Regions from separate parts of the Homo sapiens genome. Here region 1 is linked to region 2. Evidence: chromatin loops called from intact Hi-C (ENCODE). Cell type or tissue: sigmoid colon. All regions are shown on one strand. Each heading gives the region's core, and the rest is flanking DNA. Links, peaks and the distances in the headings are about the cores only.

Region 1 (8,420 bases), core at 214-8,213, 58 kb after region 2:
CACTGGAGGTTAGGAGTTCGAGAGCAGCCTGGCCAACATGGTGAAACCCCGTCTCTACTAAAAATACAAAAATTAGCTGGGCGTGGTGGCGCGTGCCTGTAATCCCAGCTACTCGGGAGGCAGAGGCAGGAGAATCGCTTCAACCAGGGAGGCAGAGGTTGCAGTGAGCCAAGACCTCGCTACTGCACTCTAGCCTGGGTGACAGAGTGAGATTCTGTCTCAGAATTCTCAGAAAAAAAAAAAACAATGTATATATTTGCTTTTTCTGCATAAAATAACTCAAGAAGTGAGTTATTTTCTGCATAAAATAACACAGGAAAGTGGGTATAAGTAGCTGCTTCCAGGAAGGAAAAAAGGGTGGCGGGAAGCTTTTAACCTAACTCCTTTGTGCCAAGTCAACACATTACCCAGCCAAATAGAAAAATAAATTCAAACAATGAAAAGAAAGGCCGCCAAGGGTTTGCTGGGCGGCGGGACGGTACTCACCAGGGTGCGTAGGAAGCCGCTATGAAGAAATAGATGACCATCCGGTCGAACATGTGTAGACAGTGTTCCACCATCCTAGGGCGGCAGAGAAGCCGGCAGTCACAGCCCCTGCACAGCAGGGAAGGGCCAGTGCCCCCAGAGCCGTGCCCTGGACTGATCGTGCCTGCCTACAGGTTAGCAGGGCTGGGCTCCTCTGTCCAGCCAAGACCCCTTGGCCCTCAGAATCCCCATCTGTAAGTGACCAGAGCAGTGGTCTTCAAACCAGGCTCCTTATCACCCTAGGGGCTGCATGGAGACACCTTGCCTCGGGGGTCCCACTGAGGGCCTTGCGCCCCTACAGGTAAGGATTGAACATCCTCCGTCCCACTTTTTTTTTTTTTTTTTTTTTTTTTTTTTAAGATAAGGTCTTGCTCTGTCTCCCAGGCTGGAGTGCAGTGGCACGATCTCAGCTCACTGCAACCTCCGCTTCCCGGATTCAAGCCATTTTCTTGCCTCAGCCTTCCAAGTAGCTGGGATTACAGGCACCTGCCACCATGCCCAGCTAGTTTTTGTATTTTTAGTAGAGACGGGGTTTCGCCATGTTGGCCAGACTGGTCTCAAACTCCTGAACTCCAGTGATCCACCCGCCTCGGTCTCCTAAAGTGCTGGGATTACAAGCGTGAGCCACCGCACCTGGCCATCCTCCCCTACTTTAATCAGAGCCACTGTGCATTTCTGCTTTATATACTGGGTTTTTCCAAAGATTTATAATGGGGAAAGAATTCTGTGGACAAAGTGCAAAAATGGCCAGATGGAGTGGCTCACACCTGTAATTCCAGAGCGTTGGGAGGCTGAGGCAAGAGAATTGCTTGAGCTCAGGAGTTGGAAACCAGCCTGGGCAACACAGTGAGACCTCATCTCTACTAAAAATTAGGAAGATCAGCCAGGCATAATTGTGTGTGCCTGTAGGCCTAGCTACTCCAGAGGCTGAGGCAGGAGGATCTCTTGACCCTGGGAGGTGGAGACTGCAGTGAGCCATGTTTGTGCCACTGCACTCCAGTCTGGGCAACTGAGCTAGATCCTGTCTCAAAAAAAAAGTGCAAAAACTACTAAATTACGTGCCCCTCAAGACTGTCTGGGAGCTGACATTCTAATGCTAGAAGAGCTTAGTGGTTCGGATCCAAGCTGTGGAGCCAAAAGGCCTGGGTTCGAATTCCAGCTCTACACTTCAGGAGTACATAACCTTGAGCAAGTTACCTATTCGCTCTAGGTCTCAGCTTCCTTCTCTGTAAAACACGGAGGATGCCAGCAACCTGACACGGGGCTGTGGGGAGGATTAAATTAGCTAATACCCAGCACAGTACATAGTAAGTGCTCAATAAATACCAGCTGTTTTGGCCAGGCATGGTGGCTCATGCCTGTAATCCCAGCACTTTGGGAGGCCAAGGTGGGTGGATCACCTAAGGTCAGGAGTTTGAGACCAGCCTGGCTAACATGGTGAAACCCTGTTTCTACAAAAAATACAAAACATTCCCCGTCTCTACTAAAAATACAAAAAATTAGCCGGGCGTGGTGGTGGGCACCTGCAGTCCCAGCTACTTGGGAGGATGAAGCAGGAGAATGGCATGAACCTGGGAGGCGGAGCTTGCAGTGAGCCGAGATCATGCCACTGCACTCCAGCTTGGGCAACAAGAGTGAAACTCTGTCTCAAAAAAAAAATAAAAAATAGATAAATAATAAAAATAAATAAATAAACACCAACCATTTTTATGATGACCTCACCTTGTATAGTGAGCGATAACCCTCAATACATGGGACTGGAATGGTGCCAGCCTCCACAATGGTGCCAATGAGTCAAGCCCCTAGTATTCACACACTGGGACCCTCCCCTCCCAAAACAAATAAGGTAAACTCAGGGAACAAATAGGACATTGCAGAAATGATGGTGTGTGGTTCCTGAGGCCAGATCATAAAAGACATTACAGCTTCTGCCTTGTTCTATTAAGTCGCTAAGTTTGGGGAAAACAAGCTCCCATGTGGCTGTGAAGACAGCCACACTACAACCCAGCACTAGCTCACCAGCCAAGTGAGGGAGCTTAGAGCCTCCAGCCCCAGTCAAGCCATCAGATGACAGCAGCCCCAGCCAGCCTCTGACTACAGGAAACAGCACAGACTGGAGCCACACAGCTAAAGCTCTCAAACTCTTATTTGAGACAGAGTAAGTGTTTCTTGTTATTTTAAGCCATAGTGCTCTGGGATACTTGGTTACAAAGCAATCACTGACCAGTACAAACTGTGGCTCTGTCTAGCAAAGTGCAGCCCTGAACAAATTTGACTAATGATTGTATGCACGGCTCAACTGCATGTCTTCCTAGAAATTAAAGGGAGTGGCATATAGCTTTATGGGGGGCCTGGATTCCCAGAGTCAGCTTGAGTTGAATGTGGCTGCTATGCAACCTTGAGCAAATAAGGTTTCTTTTCTTTTTCTTTTCTTTCTTTCTTTTTTTTTTTTTTTTTTGAGACAGATTCTCACTCCGTTGCCTTAGCTGGAGTGCAGTGGCACTATCTAGACTCACTGCAACCTCCGCCTACCAGGTTCAAGCAATTCTCGTGCCTCAGCCCCCTGAGTAGCTGGGATTACAGGTGTGTGCCAGCCCCAGTGCCTGGCTAATTTTTGTATTTTTAGGAGAGACAGGGTTTCACCATGTTGGCCAGGCTGGTTTCAAACTCTTGACCTCAAGTGATCCTCCTACCTCGGCCACCCAAAATGCTGGGATTACAGGCATGAGACACCTTGCCTGGCCTGTAATTTTTTTTTTTTTAATCAAAACTAGCCAGGCACAGTGGCTCACACTTGTAATCCCGGCACTTTGGGAAGCCAAGGAGGGCAGATCGCCTGAGCCCAGGAATTCAAGGCCAGCCTGGGCAACATGATGAAACCCCATCTGTACAAGAAATACATAAAATTAGCTAGATGAGGTGGTGCATGCCTGTAGTCCCAGCTACTCGGGAGGCTGAGATAAGAGGATCGCTTGAGCCCTGGAGGTGGAGGCTGCAGTGAACCGAGATGATGTTATCACACTCCAGCCTGGGTGACAGAGTGAGACCCCATCTCAAAAAAAAATAAAAATCAAAACTGTAATATCAGGGATTCTAGTGCCTGCATTGCAGAATTATTAGAAAGATTAGGGAATGGCGCCTGTAGCATGCCTGGAACGAAGCCCAGAGGGGAGCTGGCCCGTCGTGACCACCCTGCAGCCAGCAAGGGCTTTTCTCTTGGTCCTCTCAGAAGCAAGCAAAACAAGTCAGGCGTGAAGGCTCATTTCCGAAACTCCAGCACTTTGGGAGGCTGAAGCAGGTGGATCACTAGAGCCCATGAGTTGGAGAACAGCCTGGGCAACATGGTGGAACCCCATCTCTACAAAAAGATACAAGAATTAGCCAGGCATGATGGCACACACCTGTGGTCTCAGTTCCTCAGGCGGCTGAGGCAGGAGGTGCTTGAGCCCTGGAGGTGGAGGCTACAGTGAGCTGAGACTGTACCACTGCACTCCAGCCTGGGCAACAGATTGAGACTCTTTCTCAAAAAACAAACAAACAAACAAAAAAGAAAACAAGTTGGCCAGGCACAGTGGCTCACACCTGTAATCCCAACACTTTGGGAGGCCGAGGTGGGTGGACCATCTGAGGTCAGGAGTTCGAGACCAGCCTGGCCAACATGGCGAAACCCCATCTCTACCCACCCCCCAAAAAAATACAAAAATTAGCTGGACGTGGTGGTGCATACCTGTAGTCCCAGCTACTCGGGAGGCTGAGGCGGGAGAATTGCTTGAACCCAGGAGGCGGAGGTTGCAATGAGCTGAGATAGCGCCACTGCACTCCTGCCTGGGCTACAGAGTGAGACTCCATCTCAGAAAAAACAAAAAGCAACAACAAAAAAAGTGAGCAAACCAGGCTCCCGTGGGCGAGGTGGTCCGCCCTGAAGAGACTCAACCGCAGCCTGTTTAAGGCAGGGCTTGTGCCTCCTGCAAAGCCAGCCTCCTGCAAAGTCGCCCAGCCCAGCCCCTCCCAGCTCAGTGGAGAATGTCACCAGGCAGACCGGATATCCTGGTTCACCCCCCGGGCTGCCATGGGTCCCCCTGCCCCGACCCCCTACCCGGCATGGGTCCCCTCTGGGCGGGAGGCACCTGAGGTGGCTCTTCTTCCAGGAGATGGTGTGAAACACAGTGGACACCACGAAGAGGCCGCAGAGGCCGAGGCCGTAGATCCAGGCAGAGATGGTCTCCCAGTCATCGTCCGACAGGAAGTAGAGGTTGGAGCTGCCCAGGATGCTGGGGATGATCCAGAACTGGAGGGGCAGGGACGGCAGGGACAGGTGCAGCAGCTGGGTGGCTCAGAGCACACCTCCTGCCCCTTCCCCGGCTGAGCTGCCCAACGTGGCAGCACTCGGCTCTTGAAATGTGGTCAGTGCCACTGAAGAACGGAATCATTTTATTTCACTTTAAGGGATTCAGGTGTAAATTTCCTTTCTTCCTTCCTTCCCTCCCTCCCTCTCTCCTTTCCCTTTCCTTCTTTCCTTCCAGCCTTCCTTCCTTCCTCTCTTCTTTCCTTCCTTTCCTTTCCCTTTTCCCCTTTCCTTTCCTTTTTTTCTTTTCTTTCTCTTTTCCTTTCCTCTTTCTTTCTTCCCCTTCCCTCCTCCCTCTCTCCTCCCTCCCTCCCTCCCTCCCTCCCTCCCTTCCTCCCTTTCTCTCTTCCGTCCTTCCTTGTCTTGTCCCCCATGCTGGAGTGCAGTGGTGCAATCGCAGTTCACTACAGCCTCAACTTCCTGGGCTCAAGTGATCCTCCCACCTTGGGCTCCCAAGTAGCTGGGACTACAGGCACCCACCACCACGACTGGCCAATTTTTATATTTTTTATAGAGGTGGGGTCTGGCTATAATGCCCAGGCTGGTCTTGAACTCCTGACCTCAGGCTATCCTCCCACCTTGGCCTCCAAAGGATTGGGATTATAGGCGTGAGCCACCATGCCCAGCCTCAGGTGTCAATTTCAACAGCCATGTGGGGCCAGTGGCTGCCAACCTGGACAGTGCAGGTCTAGATCTTTGATTCAATTCTCAAAGGGGTCCATGTATGAAATGGTCAAAGACCACGTCCCAGAGAGTGGCCATCCCCACCACATCCCAGCCCCTCTCTGGGCCACCACACAGAGAAGTATGATGTGCCACATGTGACCCATCATCACCACTGATGTCCTGACCTCATCTGCTTGGACTGCCCTGAAGGAAGAGCCCAGCCCTAAGCAGCACAGGCGCCCAGGTACCATTCAGCTTGTAAACAGGTTTAAATAGTGGATGGCGGCCAGGTGCGGTGGCTCACACCTGTAATCCCAGCACTTTAGGAGGCCGAGGCGGGCAGATCACGAGGTCAGGAGTTCGAGACCAGCCTGGCCAATATGGTGAAACCCCGTCTCAACTGAAAAATACAAAAAATTAGTCAGGCATGGTGGTGCGCACCTGTAATCCCAGCTACTCAGGAGGCTGAGGCAGGAGAATTGCTTGAACCCAGGAGGTGGAGATTGCAGTGAGCTCAGATCGCGCCACTGCACTCCAGCCTGGGCGACAGAGCAAGACTCTGTCTCAAAAAAAAAAAAAAAAAAAAGTAGGCAGGTGGGAATTCAGCCCCTACCGTGTGCATCCTCCAGGACTCACTGAACGCAATCTGCCTGCAAGATCAGCCCAGGTGAGTCCCAAAGGAAAGAGGTATCCCGCTAGCCTCCCCGACACCCAGGCTGGGCGCCGGATGGGGACAGGTCAACAGCAATGCACCAGAATGGGATGGCTCCTTAATAAGAGGCCTTCAGCCACCCACATGTCCATCTGCGTATGGCAGACTGAACATCAACAGGGAAGATAGAAGCCTTGCTGTAGGGGATGGAATTATAACTTTAAAAAATCATTTCTGGCCGGGTGCGGTGGCTCACACCTGTAATCCCAGCGCTTTGGGAGGCTGAGGCCAGGAGGATCACCTGAGGTCAGGAGTTCAAGACCAGCCTGGCCAACATGGTAAAACCCCCTCTCTACTAAAAATACATAAATTAGCTAGGCATGGTGGCATGCGTCTGTAATTCCAGCTACTTGGGAGGCTGAGGCAGGAGAATCGCTTCAACCCAGGAGGCGGAGGTTGCAGAGAGCCAAGATCACGCCACCATACTCCAGCCTGGGTGACAGAGAGAGATTCCATCTCAGAAAAAAAGAAATCACTTTCATCAATCTTATTACATCATCTTAAAAAAATAAACAAAAACTGGCCAGGTGCAGTGGCTCATGCCTGTAATCCCAGCACTTTGGGAGGCTGAAGCAGGTAGATCCCTTGAGGCCAGGAGTTTGAGACCAGTCTGGTCAACAGGGCGAAACCCCATCTCTACTAAAAATACAAAAATTAGCCAGGCGTGGTGGCGCACACCTGTAGTCCCAGCAAGACTCCATTTAAAAAAAAATAAATAAACAGCAGCTATCCATGCTACTTCATAATTTGGGGACATGCTTCTCATTAGGCTGTAGACTCCAATTATGTTTTGTGCTATTTTAAAATATATATACATTTTTTTTTAGAGATGGAATCGCTCTCTGTTGCCCAGGCTGGAGTGCAGTGGTACAATCATAGCTCACTGCAGCCTCGACATCCTGGGTTCACATGATCCTCTTGCCTTGGCCTCCTGAGTAGCTGGGACCACAGACACATGCCACTGCGCCTGGCTCCTAGTTTGTGCTATTTTGCGATCACCTACCATGCCTAGTATTCATTGAGTTCCTCTCTCACTCATTCATTCATTCCACAAACCTGTGAGCACAGGACATGTCCTCAGGAATGAAATGATACATGCCCATCACCCTGCCCTCACCCTGTGCTCATAGGTGCTAACTGAGGGAGCATCCAACAAATGAATAAGTTAACAGCAGGGGCCTGGTACCTGTGACTCAGTCACCCACTTCCTGGAGCCTGCTGGACTATGAATATGCCTTGTGTTTATAGCATCAGTGGTCAGAGGAGATCATAAATAGGTTTTTGTCCCCAGCCTCACAGCTTCTCCCAGGTATGATGGCAGAATCAATTCAGCACTTTTTTTTTTTTTGTAAACGAGTTTCACTCATTCTGTCCTGCACTCAACTGGAGTAAAGTGGCACAATCTTGGCTCACTGCAGCCTCTGCCTCCTGGGTTCAAGTGATTCTCCTGCCTCAGCCACCTCAGTAGCTGGGATTACAGGCGCATACTACCACACCTGGCTAATTTTTGTATTTTTAGTAGAGATGGGGTTTCACCATGTTGGCCAGGCTGGTCTCGAACTCCCAACCTCAAGTGATCCGCCCGCCTCAGCCACCCAAAGTGCTGGGATTACAGGTGTGAGCCACTGCATCCGGCCAATTCAGCACCTCTTTCCTCAGGAGTGTGCTGTCAAAGAAACACACTTGTCAATGTGCCTACATTGTGCCAACATGGTGCCTTCAGCAACACTCACAGCCACCCTTGGGAGTGGCTCTTACGATGTCCATTCTACAGATAAGGAAACTGAGGCTCAGGGCCACTAAATGATGGAGCTGGGATTCAAAGGCAGGTCTTCTCTTCCTAGAGCTTTATTTTTGGGGTGCAGTGTAGACTTGTGTCGATGAGTTAGCTTGTGGCTTTGGGCAGATTCTCTCACCCAAGCCTCAGTTTCCTCCCTTGCAAAAGAGGGAATCATGTGTTCATTCTCAAATATTTTCCGAGCCCCTACGATGCACACAGCATGGGACTTCAGAGATGAGCCAGTGAGAACCAGTCTCTGCTCAGCAGAGCACCTGCTCAAAAGGGACTGACTGAGAAAATGCAAACTTAGAACCCAGTGTGGGCTGGGCACGGCGGCTCATACCTGTAATCCCAGCCCTATGGGAGGCCAAGGCGGCGGCTCACACCTGTAA
Region 2 (8,420 bases), core at 137-8,136:
ATGTTGAGGCTGAGTTATTAGGTGCAGACAAGTTTTAAATCATTAAATGTTCCTGATGCTGTAGGACTTCTATCATTAATGCATGGTGCTCTTGCCCTTAATAATTATTTTTGCTCTGACACCTACTTGAATAATGTTGTTATTATCCCAGCTTCTTTTCATTAGCGTGCCTTTTTTCCATTCTTTTATTTTGGTTGTGTCTCTTTTAAGTAAAACAGCATACAGTTGGACTTGGTTTTCCCGTGGAATCTGACCATCTCTGCCTTTTTTAATCAGGAAGTTTGGTCCATTTATTGTAGTGACAGTTATACTTGGTTTCATTTCCATGACCATAGATCGTGTTTTCTTTTTACTCTATTTTTTTGTATGCTTTCCCCCTTTCTTTCCTGCCTTCTTCTGGATTCAGCTTAACTTCATTTTTTACTTTTACTTACTTGAAATTTTAACCTTTTCATGTTTCCCTAAACATTACTACGTTCTAGACTTAGTAAGATCGAAAGGTTCATCAGTGACTCTACCCTCCTTCAGAACAATGTAAGTACATCTGAATTCATATCTTAGATTTAAATCGTACTATTGTCCAGTATTTTAGTTTCACTTTGCTTGTTTGCCATTTATTTTTATTGCATTTTTAATGGAGAAATAAGTCATCTGTTTTCAAAACAGTGCTTGAATATACCAGGAGTACAGATACCATAAAACAAAGCAAACTCCACTCACTAGGTACATCACATGAAAAAATGGTCTGACATTCAGGTAATAAAAATTAGAAATAAAAAGTCCCAAGGTTCCAGCTTGGTAAAACAGACACAGTTACAGGTAATGTTTAATAAACTAATTTTTTTCCCAATGTGTAAACAAAATGACCAGACTAAATTTGTGCCTGGCCATTTCAACCTAACGCCATAGCCATTCAAAATACAGATATTGTGCACACTTCACCCGATTTATTATTGTGGTGAAACGGCAAAGATGTGAGAAAAAGAAATACTGTGTACTAGATATCAGAAAGTAATGGTGAAAGAAAAGTCTCTACAGCATAAAAGGACATGACTATATTCCAACTTTGGAAAATTAATGCAGGACAGGAAAAGAGTTTAAGTAATTGCAGTTTAACATGAAAAGTGCAGAGTTAGAGGAGGGACGGGAGGGGTTAAAGCAAGGCTAATTGGAAAGCCTGTTAAGTTTGCTGTCTAGATTAAGAAAGACTCAACTTTCATTCATTCACATCTGTTGCCCCTCACATTTCCTAATCATAGATGCTCTACTGCTTAATTATGAGATTTTTTTTAACTTAAAGTATTGCTGATCTTTTGTAGACTAAAAGAGCAGAAAGCCAGTAAGATGTCAAGTGCTTGCTAGAAATTACTTTTTTATGTTTCTACATGTAAAATTTAGAGATGAATTTTGATAAATCGTTTAAAAATAAAAGTGTTTAAAATTCTTGAAGAAAATGCCTTTTTGCTTATGTGTGCAATTGGAAATTAACTTTCCTATAAGGAGGTATTCTGTGGAATGAACAAAACTTCTCATATGCAGTGATCAAATGGTCATCCAAGATCAGAAACATATCTCATAGACATTACATTTAGTAAAGTTTTGCTAAAATGTGGTGTTTCATCATAACCAATATTTGGTGTTTTGTGCCATGTGGCCACAGGATTGTCAGTTTCACATCATGGTTTAGAGAATATTATTCCTTTTTTCTTGTGAAATGACACATAAGCATACTGTGTGCATACAGGCAAAGAGAAGAGAGGGAGGCAAAAAGCTTTTTTGTTTTAGGACTAATGATTGAGGACAAGAGAATATGGAGCTTTGATAGCTCAAAGAAAATGTTTGATTGCTAATTACTCTAAAACAGTTCTACAGATTAAAACCAGTGTGTCCTTTCTCCATAGTGTGCCATCAAAACCAAAGACCTACTAATGGTTGATGTCAAAAACATACCTTAAAGTTGACATTTCATTTTAAAGGGTTACAGCTACCTCATAGGGACTGAGCTAGATGTACTTTTATGCTTTCTCTGAAGTACAGTACACCGCTGCACAATGGTATCCAATTTTAAGATTAATAGTGAAGAAACCTCTTCAGGGAAAAATAAAATTCACCAATTTGAAAAATCTAAAATTAGTTCTACTTTCTAATAAAAAATATAAAGTGCCTCATCAGTATAAGGAATTCTGATACCAGTTTGTATTGCATATTTTCCCAACAATGCATCAAGCATAAATCCAGTCCAGATGTCAGTCACGGGTACAAACATAGCTGAAAGGTTTTTTCATTTTAAGGGCAGTAGTCCTTTGAAATAGTTAATGTAACTGTTGCTGATACATTAATAACAGTACCTCTAGCTGTCACATACTAATGTGGACTTCTGATCAAGACTGGCTCAGTAAAGGAAGTTACCAAATGAGCCTCAATCTATTTCAAGTCATATCTAGTCCCGTACCCCTCATTCTCCTTCCTTAGTATTTGAAGACAACAGGTTCAGTTGGCAGATATTGTTCATGGACCCTTGAGGTTGTTTTTAACCATTCAACCTGTTTTACTGAATTCTTGATAACAGGAATTGGATTTGCAGGGAGAACAGGGATACCGGAAAGATCTATACTGATGTTCCCTGAGAGGCCAATAGAGAAGATGCTGTCTGAATTTTTCTAATGGAGTTGTACTTGTCTTTGTATTGAGTTTCTCCTCTTCCGTTTTGGTTTTCTTGGTCCTTTCTTCTTTATGAGGCAAGAATATCCTCTAGACTCCAACTATAGGATTAGATATGTTTGTTGCTGAGTTTCCTGAAGGTCTGGATGGCTTATGAGACATGTTGAAGAAACAACTCTGGCGACCATGGCCTTTGGTGATGGAGAAATGGCAGGCTGAGAGACAGCGTGAGGAATACTTTCGTTTAATGCAACCCCTGAACTTTCATTGGTATTCACCTGTTGCAAGGAAAATTCAGTAGCCTGTATGTTAGCCACAGATGCTGTCATTACAGCCAAGGCAGGACTGTTTCTACCCTGAGAACTGCTAATCAATGGGCCTGTCTTCATAGTGCTAGTAGATGAAGGCACAGACATGCTGTTTTCACAGCCTGCAGACAAGTCAAAGCTGCTGTCGTTCAAATCTGTCAATCTTCTACCTTCTGTTGAGTGTGCTTTCTTGTCCTGAAGCACATGATGAGGCAGCAGCTGGTGAAGTTCCTTTCTTCTTAAATGCATTGCAGTAATTTTCATACCCATCTCAAACATCTTACTATTCACTGCTTGCCTATAAACAGTATCTGTGAAAGACTGGATATCATAGGTGAGATCAATGCTGAGAATTTCAGAATTATCTGGCTTTTTTAGCCCTAACCCAATCACCCACATTGTACGAAATTCTTCCATATCAGGATTTTCTTTGGGTGCTGGAAATGACTGTGGATTCACATGTGCCAGTGTAATAAATTCATTCTTCTCCAAGCTCCCAACCAGGATTCGGATCTTTGATTCCACCAAGCCCACCCATTCTAAATGTTGTTTTTCTGTTGATGCACTTGCCAGAAGTACAATATAATGCTTGTACTTTTGAAAGAAGCTTGGAGCTTCAAAGAGTTTGGACCACTCTGCCTTACTTAGCAAAATCTCGTGTGTGATAGCAAGCCCCTGTTTAAACTCCTCAATCATGACCATCCTGGTTGAAATAGACACGTTGTATGTGGAGTTCTGCTGTGGGTATGCTGGTGTGATGATAGGCATAAGATGGTACCTATCACTGGGATTTACTCTTGGGTCCCATACAGGCAAATTAAGATTCCGTTCTTCAGGCTCCTTCAGTAACACTGGGTTTGGCCATTCCCATTCTGAAAATACCAAGAAGAATTTCCGTACAAGAGTTGACGCTACTGCATTTGGATAAAGCTGACAAGTTCTTGCTACTAGCATGGCCCAGGAAACACCTCCGAGGAAACCTAATATATTGGAATAGATATTGTGGCACTTGGCCCACAGTTTGATGGCTCTCAGAGTCAGCCTGAAGTTGTCAATGTTTGGCACTAGATGTAAAATTTCATCGGTTACCCGGCAACCATTAAGGCTTCTTATGCATCTAATGTCTAAATTTTTAAGTAGACTGTCATCTCTTAAGTCCAAATCTTCTGGAATAGTCTGTAGTGCTAATCTTGCAAATAAAATATCAATCTCTATCCCATCAAAACACAGTTTGATAACTGGCACAAATGCCTCCTCGACAGCCCTTAAATCTTTCACTTCCTCCTGTAGTTTCAGTTTAGCATAGAATGAGGTGAAAAAGTCGCTTCGATCCACATGACTTGGTGCAACGCACAAGGCGTCAATATCTGCGCCTTTCGTATGTACTCCTAATCTGTAAGAGCCAAACGTAAAAATCTTTCCTCCAACGTTTTCAATTACAGACTGGGGAAGACTCTTGCTTTCACTGATTTCGCGTATCCATTCCTTTACCAGATTATTTAATTTTTCCAAAACTAAAATCCTGCGCTGCAGTTCCTCTTCCTCTTCGAAGACCCCGAAGGGCCTGAGGGTTTCTATTAGCCTCTGGGTGAGGAGGCAGTCCGTCTCCTTGGGGACCGCTAGACTGATAGGCGAGGAGACGCCGTAGCGATTCGGCGGCGGCGCCGGCTGCGGTGGTCCCTGGGTTGTCACCGGAAACGGCATCATCTTTCAGCGCCCGCCCCGCCAGGGCACGTCCCCCACCACCGCGACCTTCGCGGCCGCCGCCCGGGTCATGATCCGCTGAGGCGGAAGGGCAGGGCTTCTAGCTGCCCTGGTCCGACCCCACTCCCACTCCCGCTGCGCGCCCGCCGCTTCAGGAGCTTCTCCTCCTTCCCCTCAGCCCCAACATGGCGCCAGACCCCTCAGCGGCTGCGTTCCAGAACCTACCGTACACGCGCGGGCGCCTGCGCACCCGCCGCCAGCGCGAGGGCTCACGGGAGCCACAGCGTTCTGGGCTGGGGCTCCTACCGCTGCGCGGGGGGCTATACATGGGGGTGGGCAGGATTCACGTTGTTGATGACCGGCCAAACTCAACCCTTTATTGCCACTATTTTACATATTTGCCCAACTTTACCCATCTAATTCTTTGCTCTCCAAGTCCCTTGACATCGCAGATGTGCATCCTTTTTGGGGGCACCCTCAGCACTCTTCACCCTAGCGTGCACCCTTTGGAAGTCCAAAGACCCCTTCGTGGTGGGAACCCGCGGTGGAAAGCAGCTTCTGTCTTGTTTCTTGGGCCGTTGCTGGACATTGGTTTAGCTGGGGCAGCATTTCGAGGTCGACATTTGTGTTCTGGCCATGCTTTAAGGGCGCGATACTGCTGTCCTCTGGTTCCCGTTGAGAATTCCGCAGCTAGGTGAACTACTGCTCGTCTGTCTTTTCTTATGGCAGCTATAAAAGTGTCTGTCCCTAGTGCCCTGTGATCCCACCACTGTGTGTCCAGGCATAGATTTCTCTTTAATAATCTTACCCAGGCTGGGCGCAGTGGCTCACGCCTGTAATCCCAGCACTATGGGAGGCCGAGGCGGGCAGATCACCTGAGGTCAGGAGTTGGAGACCAGCCTCAACATGGAGAAACCCCGTCACTACTAAAAATACAAAATTAGCCGGGCGTGGTGGTGCATGCCTGTAATCCCAGCTACTCGGGAGGCTGAGGCAGGAGAATTGCTTGAACCTGAGAGGCAGAGGTTGCGGTGAGCCAAGATCACACCATTGCACTCCAGCCTGGGCAACAAGAGTGAAACTCTGTCTCAAAAAAAAAAATAAAATTAAAAATAAAAATAAAAAATAAAAAATATAATCTTACCCAGGATACACTATGATTCCCGAATCAGAAGTCATGCTTTTTATGATCTCCAGAAGCTTCTTGGGCACTTCCTGGGAATATGTTCTCCCACTTGTCTCCTGATTCTCTTCATCTAGACACGTTGTCAACCTTCTCACTCTGTCCTCCATGTCTCTTAAGCCGTGTGTCTTTCTGGGTGATGCCAGATTACCTCCAAGTCCTCTCTTCAGTTGTATTTAGTCTGCTGTTTAAGCATCATTGAAATATCCACTTAAATACTTATATTTCACTATTTTGTTCTTTTCCAAGCTTCTCTGCCTTTTAGATGGCATTCTGTTCTTTCATGTTTTTCCCCCTACCTTTTATTTCTTTAAACGTGTTAAACATACTTATTTAGTACTCTATAACTAATTATTCTAATTCCGAATGCTCTTGAGAAACTGTATAGTTTGTTGTTATCCAAGAACTCAGAGTGGTATTACCTCTTGGGTCTTGTAATTTTGGATTGTGAGCTCATTTCTGGTGAAGCTTGGAATGCCTGTGTAGACGCTGTGTCCTTCCAAAGAGGATTTGCTTTGTTTCCAGTAGATGTTCTTGTACACTATAGAATTGCAGTCAGTGTAATTTCTTATCCAGGGATTATCCACAACATCTAGATGGTGCAACTTTGAACCCCAAATACATGTAAGAGGACATGTGGTTTTCATTTTTAAGGAACAGTCTTTAGTTTTTCCCACCCAAGTCAAGAGAGAGAACTTCCTTTGCCATCTCCTTTCACCAGGTAGCAGATTCTTCTTACTCCATTTTTTCACTCAATGTGTCACCCTTTGAGGATTCCAATTGTATTTGGAGGGGTCTCAATTCTAACTCCCTACCTTTTAAGGTCCCAAGAGCTTTCTGTCTCTTCTTGGACAGCTGCTAAACTTAAGTTTCTCAGTTTCCAAGACTGGCCAATGCCTCTAGGGCGGTTCTAGTTTCAGAATCAGCTACAATCCTGAGGTTTCAAGGTATCCCTTTTTCTTCCAGCCCTAGAGACTTCCTTTATTTTCCTGGGTACTCAGCTATGCATTCAAAAAAATGATTTCTTATATTTATCCAACATTTCCAGGCACTTTACATAGAAAGATTTTCTGGGATAATTAATCCCATATATTGCCAGAAATATAAATACCTTCTTTTTAATCCATTTCAACATTGGCTTACATGCTCAAAAACAGCTATCAGCAAGGTCTTTGGTGACCTCCATGTTGCCCAACCCATGACCCCAATGATTTCCATCTTCTTTGACCTATGGTAGCTTCATCTTGGCCTCTGCGACACCATACTCTTTGTCTTCCACATGTCTGGCCAGTCCTCAGTCAAATTTGCTGATTCCTCCTCCTTTACTTGACCTCTAAATGTTGGGAGTTCCTCCAGTTTCCATTCTAAGCCCTCATTTCTCCTCACTGCATGTACATTCACTGCCTGGTTAATCTGCTGATTTCCACAGCTTTAAATACCACTTACTTACAGATTAATTCATATTTTAATCAGACTCTCTTCTGAACTCCAGATCCATATTATCTGACTGCCTGTGGTTGCCACCTATATTTGGATGCCTTTAACTTAACATAGTTTAAAGAGAACTCTAACTCATCCTCCCACAGTTTGCTTCTCTCTCAGTAGTCTCCATTTTAGGAAATGACATCTCTTTCTACCCAACTCTTGATACAAGAAACCTGGGAGTCATTCTGGACACCTCCCTGTTTTGCATCCTCAACATCCAATTCATTTACAAGTTCTGTTGATTTCACCTCCAGAATATACTTAAAATCCCTCTACTGCTTTCTACCTGTTCCCTTATAACTCTAGTCCAAGCCACCATCAACTCTCATTTCAACTTCTACAACAACTAAATTAATCTCCTATTACTGACCTTTTCAAAGTATTCTCTACCTAGGAGCCAGAGTCATCTTTTAATCCCTCCAATGACCTCCCATTATACACAGTGTAAAATCCAAAATACATAACAAGCCAGGTAGATCTTTTCCCCAACTATCTGTCTAGCCGCACCTTCTGCAACTTTCCCCTCTGCACCAGCTGCAATGGCCTTCTTGCAGTGCCTGCCTTTGCTTCATTCTCTCTCATCCCTGGATCTTCACACAATGCTGTTCTGTCTGACCAGAATGCTCTTCCTGCCCCACCGACTGCCCACTGCTCTCTACCTGGTTGGTGTGTTGTCATCTTTGAGACTGGCTTACATTTCACCTCTTGAGAGTGAATTTCCCTCACCCCCCATTCCAAATGAGCACATGTGCTTCTTTTTCATAGCACATAAAACAACTTGTAGTTGCAGTCATGTACATTATGACATTTTGGACAACAGACCATATATACAATGATGGCCCTGCAAGAATACAATATTGTATTTTTACTGTTTCTTTTCTGTGTGGTTTTTTTTTGTTGTTGTTCCCAAGTTTTATTCAAGAACTCATACAAAATATTTCAGATAAATGGAATTTAATCCTTGTCTTCCTCCTCTTCTTTGTCCTGGTTAATCTGGAAGTAATGTAATTCGTAACTCTCTTTGCTGTTAGCAACTATGCGCAGCCAATATTCTTCAAATATTTTTTGTTGAGATACTT

Evidence for each region. A loop is a pair of places that touch in the nucleus more often than their neighbours do. Peaks named below come from ENCODE experiments on the same cell type or tissue, not always from the same donor. Only the 100,000 strongest peaks of a DNase experiment are listed, where the experiment ranks them.
Region 1: a loop joins it to region 2, with 9 times the contacts of the local background. A loop is called at or near these places in 2 of 110 quality-filtered maps.

Annotation. Positions count from the first base shown.
Region 1 is chr7:4,915,519-4,923,938 of GRCh38, forward strand. It overlaps MMD2 (monocyte to macrophage differentiation associated 2), which reads right to left. Exons shown (of 7, transcript NM_198403.4): 3 at 4,653-4,813; 4 at 487-561. Among named protein-coding and RNA genes, the nearest start is that of RADIL, 36 kb to the left of the region's middle. In sigmoid colon, for the core only: no CTCF peak of the experiment used is centred there; no DNase peak of the experiment used is centred there.
Region 2 is chr7:4,857,135-4,865,554 of GRCh38, forward strand. All of the region lies in intron 2 of RADIL (Rap associating with DIL domain), which reads right to left. PAPOLB (poly(A) polymerase beta) reads right to left here and starts at 4,896. Exons shown (of 1, transcript NM_020144.5): 1 at 604-4,896. The coding sequence starts at 4,676. The coding sequence ends at 2,763. It also overlaps the pseudogene RPL22P16. RefSeq lists an enhancer at 4,139-4,751. In sigmoid colon, for the core only: no CTCF peak of the experiment used is centred there; no DNase peak of the experiment used is centred there; H3K4me3 peaks cover 916 bases.